Regions from separate parts of the Homo sapiens genome. Here region 1 is linked to region 2. Evidence: read pairs that join two places in POLR2A ChIA-PET (ENCODE). Cell type or tissue: Panc1. All regions are shown on one strand. Region 1 overlaps LOC107986141 (a long non-coding RNA gene). Region 2 overlaps EIF2A (eukaryotic translation initiation factor 2A).

What was found. Peaks named below come from ENCODE experiments on the same cell type or tissue, not always from the same donor. Only the 100,000 strongest peaks of a DNase experiment are listed, where the experiment ranks them.
Region 1: POLR2A ChIA-PET joins it to region 2 with 9 read pairs; 3 of 35 experiments call an interaction of 5 or more read pairs at or near these places.

The regions. Positions count from the first base shown.
Region 1 is chr3:150,336,067-150,341,066 of GRCh38, forward strand. The region is part of intron 1 of LOC107986141 (a long non-coding RNA gene); the gene reads left to right. LOC107986142 (a long non-coding RNA gene) reads right to left here. Exons shown (of 3, transcript XR_001740959.3): 3 at 3,551-4,255. Among named protein-coding and RNA genes, the nearest start is that of LINC01214, 15 kb to the left of the region's middle. In Panc1, no CTCF peak of the experiment used is centred here; no DNase peak of the experiment used is centred here; H3K4me3 peaks cover 367 bases; H3K27ac peaks cover 4,464 bases.
Region 2 is chr3:150,556,563-150,561,562 of GRCh38, forward strand. It overlaps EIF2A (eukaryotic translation initiation factor 2A), which reads left to right. Exons shown (of 14, transcript NM_032025.5): 3 at 1,826-1,900. Among named protein-coding and RNA genes, the nearest start is that of EIF2A, 12 kb to the left of the region's middle. In Panc1, no CTCF peak of the experiment used is centred here; no DNase peak of the experiment used is centred here.

The sequences.
Region 1 (5,000 bases), 220 kb before region 2:
TTTCAATTATATTCCATCTGCAAATCCAGACTATATCCAAAGTCATGATTCCACCATTTGTCAGCATTGAGAAGGGCAGAAGAGTATATACCTGAGGCCTCTTCTCTCTGCTCCCACCTCCTTCTGTATATCCTCCCCACCAATATTTTTACCCACTCTCCTTCCCCTTTCTCTATCACATTCTTGGCCCTCTCCATTGAAGGAGTTTAGTCTTTTCATCTCAGGTATAGTCATTAGCTCTAGAGTTAAAATTTATTTTTTTACTTACTTTTTTTTTTTTTTTGCTACTTTCAACATAGTAAATGGAGATTCAGAAGAAAGCTTCATACATACACTTTAAAAATAAATTATTTTCTTATTACATAAGTTATGTTCATTGTAGGAAATTTAGAAATAAGGATATATTTTTTGTTTTTGTTTTTGCGGCGGGGTCTCGCACTGTCGTCCAGGCTTGAGTGCAATGGCGCAATCTCAGCTCACTGCAACCTCCGCCTCCTGGGTTCAAGAGATTCTCCTGTCTCAGCCCCCTGAGTAGCTGGGATTACAGGCGACCACCACCACGCTCAGCTAATTTTTTGTATTTTCAGTAGAGAAGGGGTTTCACTATGTTGGCCAGGCTGGTCTCAAACTCCTGACCTCATGATCTGCCCACCTTGGCCTCCCAAAGTGCAGGGATTACAGGCGTGAGTCACTGCACCTGGCCAGATATATATTTTTTTAAAGGAAAGATAACACCCCATATCCTGAAACCCAGAAATAAGCATGGCTACTATTTTGGTGCATAGTTTATCAATTTGCATATACTTTTAAAACTCTGAACAACCATGCAATTAGATCACCCAACTAGTATATCTGGAGGAAAGCAGATGCTGAAAGGGTCAATTACCAGATTAATGACCTTTCTCCCCTGCCCTCCCACTGCATCTACATCCCAGGACTGCTCTGAGAGGACATCAGTTTCTAAACACTTGCGAGAGTTTCTGTCCCAGCTACTAAGTATTCTCATCTGGCTCTGGTCATACATTACCCAGTATTGGTCCCTTGGCTTCAGATCATCAACTGACATGCGAGATATAAATATACAATAAAAAAGAAAAGAACTCCCGAATTTTTGAGAGAAGAAAAACAAATTTCTCTAAAGCAAATTCAATGCAGCAGTTGGTCTAGTTAAGTGAGAAAGTACATATTCTGAACATGTGAACTCCATATTTTGAAAACTCAACTTACACTGAAGAAAGTTGCATTCTACCAAAAGGAAAAATAATCTCTTAGTAGATTTTTTAAATACCAACCCTTGAGGAATGTATGTCCATGGACATGTCCACACTCATTACCCATGCAAGATATACACAAACTTGCACATTTTAAGAATACATACTAAAAAATAATATTTTAACTATAAGAATTCTCTGACAGAATTTAAAAATATTAAGATTATAATTCAAGAACTGGATACTATAAAAAAGGATTGACCCAAAATAAGAAAGACCTCTTAGAAATTAAAAGTATAGTGATTTAAGCAAAGTTTTAATAAATTGATTAAAAGATAAAATCAAGGAAATCTCCAAGAAAGTAGAAAATACAAGTAGTTTAAAAATGTGAAAAAAAGCCTAAATTGTAATGTACAAATCCAGGAGGCTAATGTCCAGTGAGTAGAAGCTCCAAAAAAAACAAACACAATGAGAGAATACAAACAAATTTTTAAAAGGGAATTTATCAGAGCTGAAAGACCTGAGTCTTTAGACTGAAGAAAAAAAGGAGGAAGAAAATACTAGAATACTACACAAAATGAATGAAAAATGACCCATATTCAGTCACAGAATGGTGAAATTTAAGAATATCAAAGATTTTTTAATCCAAAAAACATTCAAAGCAAAAAAAAAATTGCCTTTTTTTCCCAAAAAATCAGATTGTCATCTAACTTTTCAGCAATACTGAATTCTAGAAGACAATGAAACATTGCCTTCAAAGTTCTGAGGAAAAATGATTTTAAATGAAAAAGTCAACATTCAATCAAATTATCAGTATAATTGGAGAGTAGAATAAAGTTATTCTAAGTCATGGAAGGACTTAGTAAGTTTACCTCCCATATACCTTTCTTATAGAAGTGATTCAAGGATGTGTTCCAATAAAACAAGAGAGTAAACCAAAAAAGAGAAAAATAGGGAGTTAAAGAAACAAGCCAAACGAGAGAAAAATGGAAGGAAGACATGGCTTAATTGTCTCTTCCATTTTAGCTTTTCAATAAATCTAGAGAAGAAAAGTCCAGCTTGGAGCTGGCGGGACAAGGGTTTTAAAAGGCAGGTATCTGGAAAAAAAAATGTATATGAGCTGAAGTAATCCACAGATTTGGTGCTATCTTTAAGAAATTGAAATATCAAGTTGTAAAAAAAATCACAGTAATGCAAAAGATGGGGATGGAGAGGAGGAAATAATTAGAAATTCCAAGAAAATCACAAAGCTATGAAAAAAAGATATAAAATCATAGTATCTTATGCAGCTAAGAAGTGAACAATCTTTACATAGTCATAATGTAATCACTGCTGATCAATTTTCAACTCTTAGAATCAACCCACGGGGTTAGCCTAAAAAGGAAGACTTAGGGGTAGTTGCAGAATGAGGTTCATGTTTTTTGTTTTCTTTTTTCTTGAAAACATAAGTTAAAATTAAGCATTTGGTTGAGATTAGGAGGAATCAAGAAATGAAGGAAAGGGTAAGGGCTTTCATACTTTCACCTCACAAATCAAAGAATTAAGAGGTATTGTCAAATGGTTGATGGAATTAGAAGTAAGGATGTGAGTGTATTTTTTGTAGTTACACAGGTAACGGTTAATAGCAGAAAAAATCTAAAACTAGTGGCAATTTATGGGGAAGTGGAGGAAAGAAAGGCCAGATTTGGAAGATGAAAGATAAGTGAGTTAAATCCATAGCCAACATTATAGAAATCAGCAGATAATGTCTAAACTTGTTGACTAAAGAAACAGGAAAGTAATAATGTATTGAAGAGTTTATAACAAGTAAAAGCAAAATGTATGACAATCATAGCACAAAGGCTGGGAGGGAAAAAATAGGCATACTGGGGGTTCATACACTACACATGAAGTGGTATTGGATCACTCAAAGGGAGACTACGATTAGCTAAAGAGGTATGTGATAATTCCACTTCCAGTCGAATGGAGTAAGAAGGATTAGATTTACCGTCCTGCCTGAAACAACTAAAATACCAGATAAAATATATGAAACAACGGCGCTCAGGACTTTGGACGCCCCATGATGAAGAACAATGATCTCTGAGAAAGGAAAGAGAAAAGAAAATGTAAATCTATACAAACATTTGTGTAAAAATGTTCATCGCAACTTTATTTGTGATAGCCCCATACTGGAAACAACCCAAATGTCCACCAAAAGATGAATGAATAAACAAATCATGCTGTATCTATACAATGAGATATATTAGTAACAAAAAAGAATGAATTAGGTACATGCAACTACATGGTTGAATCTCAGATTAATTATGCTGAGCGAAAGAAGCCAGAAAAACAATACCACATACTATAAGATTCCATTTATTTAAAATTGAAAAATGAAAACTAACTTATAGTGACAGAAAACAGATCAGAGAGTATGGAGAGAGGTGGTGGGGGTATTAAAAGGAGCATGAGGAAACTTTCAGGGATGATGAATATGCTCACCCCTGAAAAGTTTCCCCTTGCCCTTTTTAATAGCTTGATTGTGGCATATATAAATGTCAAAATTCATCAGACTGCTCACATTAAAAATAAACAGTTTATTTTGTGTCCATTATACTTCAATGGTTAAAAAAGAAAAGAAAGACATGGCATAAACATATTATGGAAAAAGATAACAAATATATTACATATATTTATGTGTATATAACAAATATCTAAAATATATATCAAATAAATAATAAGCATGGCATAAACTTATTTTAGGAGTATGGAACTAACTGTCAAAGAGCTATAAGAGAAACTGTTTAAAGTGTTTCCTCATGTGAGGAAATGCAGGGCAGGAGAGAATAAGGGGAGGAACTGTGGCTTCTTCGTATATGCCCTTCTGGATTTGCTCATTTTTAACAGTGAGTACGTATGTCCGTTCAGATGCTCATAGAAGCCGATGCTTAGATGGGACCTGATGTTTACTTACTTGATGTTTAATGCTTAGCCTGTGAAGGATAAAGGGAGGAGGAAGCAGGAGTGGACAGGGAGAAAGCTGGGATTGAGATCAGGTCTGCCACCTGTGAAGAGAGAAGGGCAAGGAAAGGCTGGATAGGAAAAGCCTGGGAACCCAGAGCAGTTCTGAGAAAGACTTGCCGAGCTGATAGGGAGTGTCTAAGCAAAAGTTGCCCACTAGCAGAGTTCTGTGTCAGGGAGGATGGGCCTGCGCTGGCATCCTAGCACCACTTCAGTGTTCAGTCATTGGCTGGGAGCAGCCCAGAGGGCTATGGCTCAGCATGAATGCCGCAGTATATCCAAAGATGTGGCAGCTAGGGGCTGTCATTCTGCTATGTGCCCCACAGCAGGTTTTTTTTTGTTTTTGTTGTTGTTTTTTGAGACGGAGTCTCGCTCTGTCGCCCAGGCTGGAGTGCAGTGGCGCGATCTCGGCTCACTACAAGTTCCACCTCCCAGGTTCACTCCATTCTCCTGCCTCAGCCTCCCGAGTAGCTGGGACTACAGGCGCCCGCCACCACTCCCGGCTAATTTATCTATTTATTTTTGTATTTTTAGTGGAGATGGGGTTTCACCGTGTTAGCCAGGATGGTCTCGATCTCCTGATCTCATGATCCGCCTGCCTTGGCCTCCCAAAGTGCTGGGATTACAGGCATGAGCCACCGCGCCCGGCCGCAGGTCCTCTTAAAGGGACATCTGAAGATCATATTTTCCTGGCTGCTACAGCAGGCACTGATTTGATTTTAAAATTTCAAAAGTTTTTTTAAAAGAAGGATAAATTCCTCTGATCAACAAGTAAAATGAATAAACATT
Region 2 (5,000 bases):
TGACATCTAGTTTTTGCGTTGGAATGTTGTGGCATGAAAGATAAAAGTGGGGAATAGATAAAATTGGCTCTGAGTTAATAGTTACTTAAGCTTGATGATGAGTGCATAGGTGGATTATCATACTTTTTCTCTATTTTTTGTGTATGTTTGAAATTTTTCATTCAAAAAATTATACCAGAAGGAAAGAGGCAAAATTTCCCAATTGCCAAGACCAAGAAAATAATCGAATTCTGGATTCTGTAGTTTAGTAAGTTTATAATCATTGCGATAAGGGGGTGTTTATTAAGTCAAAATGAGCTTCCTAAGAACAAATTGTTTCAAGCTTATCTCGTTTCCTTTCTGGGTAGAATTTCCAGACAGAATAATAGAATACACATTAGAATAATAGAACTGTAAACATAATTTTGGCAAAATATCTGAGAAATGAGAAAGTCTTTGGGTTGCATGATGATGACAGAATTGTCATTGGTTAAGGTCAGTAAAGTCAGCTGATTAATGAGTTAGTTTTAATTTGAGGGAAGGACTGTTGGTGAGCCACAGGATCTTGTTCAGAGCTCACTGAACAGTCTTATAAATAATTTAGATGATAGCCTAGTAACAGTTTTATAATTTATATATTACATACTTCCGTATGTAATGTAAGGACTGACTAATGTTTTAAAAGAGAAAATCAAGATTTAAGTAGGCCTCAGTAGGCTGAAATGATAGGCCAAAACCTGGGTGGAATTTAATAAAGATAATTGTAAAATTCTGCCGTAAGGTTCAGAAATGAGTTGCATAAGTGTAGGGTAGTATAGGATGGGGAACATCTTGATCATAGCTGTTTATGTGGGAAAGATTTTTTTTATTTTTATTTTTTTGTGTGGTGGAGTCTCACTCTTTCGCCCAGGCTGGACAGTGGCGCAGGGGTTCACTGCAACCTCTGCCTCCTGGATTGAAGCAATTCTCCTGTCTCAGCGTCCTGAGTAGCTGGGACTACAGGCGCCACCACCACACCTGGCTAATTTTTGAATTTTTATTAGAGACAGGGTTTCGCCATGTTGCCCAGCTGGTCTCGAACTCCCAACCTCAGGTGATCCGCCTGCCTCGGCCTCCCAAACTGCTGGGATTACAGGTGTGAGCCATTGCACCATGAGAAAGAGATTTTAAAAATGTTTTATTATCTATAAACTGAGTGTAAGCTGTCATTATTGTGTGATTGCAGAAGCACAAATGTCATCTTCATTTGTGCAGATGAATTAATGCAAAGATAGTGTAAGGGATGTATCAGTCAGTTCTCAATGCTTTTGTTGTTATTTAGCAATTCAAATTATTTTTTAGCCAGGAAGTTCTCATCTCATGTTGTGACTACACTAATGTACATCTACATGTGCACAGATACAAGTTTCTATTTGGGTATTCATTATCACTGGGTGATGTATTCATAGTAAACATCTTCACTTCGGAGATACAGTACTTAGAGTTTTGAATACTTGATAGAATATTCCCAAGTAGTTAGGTGAAGAGCCTCTTATTTTTGTTATACTTTCTATCTCTACACATGAGAAATTGATGGAAGGCCTACCACACAAACTTATTCACCCAAAAGGGCTCTATTTTTTTCTTAAAATCCATCTGTTAGTATGAAATCATTTTCCAGCTTACTTTACAGTGATAGCATTGCATTTTAAAGTATTTTGGCAGATGAAAGCATTTTGGAATTTTCTGAAATTTGTGCAAGTTCTTAGTTATTAAATTGATAGTGAAATGGTTGACTTTATAATCAGATTTTTTTGAAAAGTATTAATGCTTATTCATTTAAACCTTTTTTTTTTGTCATTTTCAGGGAATCTGGGAAGAATTGCAAAGTCTGTATCTTTAGTAAGGATGGGACCTTGTTTGCCTGGGGCAATGGAGAAAAGTTAGTGTTCATTTACATAACATATTTTGTGTGTCACGAATATAAACACAACTGGCATTATTTGAATAACAGATATTTGAGTGTCATTAATAAAATCCGTCTTTTAATGTCATGATGTAGTGAGATATTACCTCTCGTTACACAAAATACCTTCAAAGTTGTTCATTTCTATGTATATGCCATGACTTGTTTATCTAGTTACTTAGAATTAAAAATTAATATATGAAAAATATAATTTAATGCTAAAGAAGTTGAGTTGTTTTAAACAGTGCTCTAAGTTATTGGTTGGAGTTTCCTAAATCTGCAGTAACACTGAGAAAATAATTCTCTTTACTCATTTAATCCTAGATGTAGATACTTTTTTACCTTTGCTGTTAAATTACTAACAACTGCCTGCAGTTATTATTATTAGTCTTATGTATATAAAAGTGTATGTTATTCAAAAGAACGTTTAGTATAATATATGTTACATAAAATACCAGTTTACAAAATTGGTCTTGCACAAAAAATTATGTTGATTAAATGCTTATATTTTATTAAGAAAACCAGTCCTTTTTAATTTTTCAAGAGTTACTACAACATTTTATTTCATAGACCATGCAAATGCCCAAATATTTGTTGCTTGGCTTAAAGTTATCTACATTGTTCTAAACCACATATAATACTGTTAGGTTTTTCAAAGGGGAGAAACTGCATGCATTAGTTTGAAAAGTAAATTTTAAACATTGTTCTTTACAATGGTAATGTATTCAGAAGTGTTTAAACTACCCATTAATACTTGCTTTTTAAAAATTGACTACTAAAGAGAACATGTTGAATTAGTTGATTCACCTTTTATGACTATAAGTAGCTGGCAGAATTAGCTTTTATAATTAAAAAAAATTGGTCTTTTATTCTTTTTCTTTTTTCAATTTTAATAGAGACAGGGTCTTGTTATGTTGATCAGGTTAGGCTCAAACTCCTGGCCCCAAGCAGTCCTCCTGCCTCGGCCTCCCGAAGTGTTGTGATTATAGGTGTTAGCCACTATGCCCAGCCCTTTTTTTTTTTTTTTTTTTTGAGACAGGGTCTCACTCTGTCACCCAGAGTGGCGTGATCTCAGCTCACAGCAACCTCCGCCTCCCAGGTTCAAGCGATTCGCCTGCCTCAGCCTCCCCAGTAGCTGAGACTACAGGCAGACAACACCACATCTGGTTAATTTTTGTATTTTTAGTAGAGATGGTGTTTCACCATGTTGGTCAGGCTGGTCTCTAACTCCTGACCTCAAGTGATCCACCCGCTTTATTCAGCCTCCCAAAGTGCTAGGATTACAGGCATGAGCCACCTCACCCAGCCTGAATCTACTACTCTCAAATCATTAATAATATAATTATAATGAGTCTTATCTACAATGTTAACAGTTTTAATCTCAGCCTCAAAAAGTAGGATGTGATCTCAAAATTTCTTACTCTTTTTTTGTGTAACCTATTGTGGGTACTTAAATTTTATTTTTTAATCCATATTTTAGTTTGTAGTATTTGAGTAATGAATCAATAGAAATTTACTACCTAATGGGCTATACTATACTTCTTTTCATTGTCTTTTTTTGTTTGTTTGTTTTTGAAGTATTCCTTGTTCTTCTAGCTTAGAGTTTGTTGAATAAGTCTGTTTTTACCTTGGCAGTTATTGTTAATAGTTCACTCATATCCACACTTAACCTTCTATGGGATTCAACTCTGAATCTTTTTAGTATGTCCCCATATGTCATGTCCATGATTTTAATAGATATCTTCTATATTAAGTTCTAGCATTTATTTCATTAAAGTGCTGTGACCACAATGGTACTTATTGTTCTGGGGCAAGAGAACTAGATTTCATGTATTGATTGTGGTCTTTGTTCAGTTTCTGGTTAACTAAGTCAGAAACCGTTACTGATTCTTCCTTAAATATGTTTTTTCTTAATTAAAATAAACATCCTTCATTAAACTAAGAATAACTCTTAAAGACCATCAATTCTGAGTAGGCTCCAGTTGCAAAGCAAAGAAAAAAATAAAGGTTAACAACAGCAACAAGAAGAAAACAAGAAAGCGTCTTGTAATTCTAAAATAGGTTATTTGCAGCAAGTTGTAAAGATTTCCATGTTAGGTGTGTGTGTTTAAATACTATGTGGTAATTTTTCATTCTTTTCAGTGACTGCTTATCTTAACCTCAGTTATCTTCCTCAAACCTGAGTAGAACAAAGTTACTTACAGCAACTTCTGGAATAAGATGGAGAGTCTTTTTTTTTTTTTTTTTTTTGTTAAACACCCCAGAGTGTTTAGTACATAACAGTAAGTCAGGCCAAACTGATTTCAAAGCTTGGCTGTGGCATTTATCAATAGTATGATCTTGAGCAAATCGTCAAATCATTTTATTTTTCTAAGCCTAAATTTCAGCACTTGTAAAACAGAAATGATGACATTTGTAAGATTGTTGTAAGGATTAAATGAGAAAATGTACATAAAGTGGTTAGGTACATAGAAAACATCCCAAAATGGAACTGCTTTTATCATACAATTATTGTCATTTTTGTCATTGTACCATAATAATTCTTAGAATCATATCTTTTAGAGATTGCTCTTGAGATTGTAGTAGACATCAAATGTCTCCTTACTGATTTCCCTAGCTGCTATAGCTTCTATTTATTTAAAAAAAATTTTTTTTTTAATTGAGATGGGATCTTGCTATGTTGCCCGGGCTGGTTTTGAACTCCTGGGCTCAAGCAGTCCTCCCACCTCAGCCTCCCAACATGCTGGGATTACAGGTGTGAGCCACTGCACCTGGCCCATTTATTCAAATTTAAAAGTATACTTTTGCGGGCCGGACACGGTGGCTCATACCTGTAATCCCAGCACTTTGGAAGGCCAGGGTGGGTGGATCACCTGAGGTCAGGAGTTCAAGGCCAGCCTGGCCAACATGGTGAAACCCCGTCTCTACCAAAAATACAAAAATTAGCCAGGCGTGGTGGCATGCGCCTGTAGTCCCAGCTACTCGGGAGGCTTAGGCAGGAGAATCACTTAAACCCAGGAGGTGGAGGTTGCTGTGAGCCAAGACTGTGCCACTACACTCCAGCCTGGGTGACAGA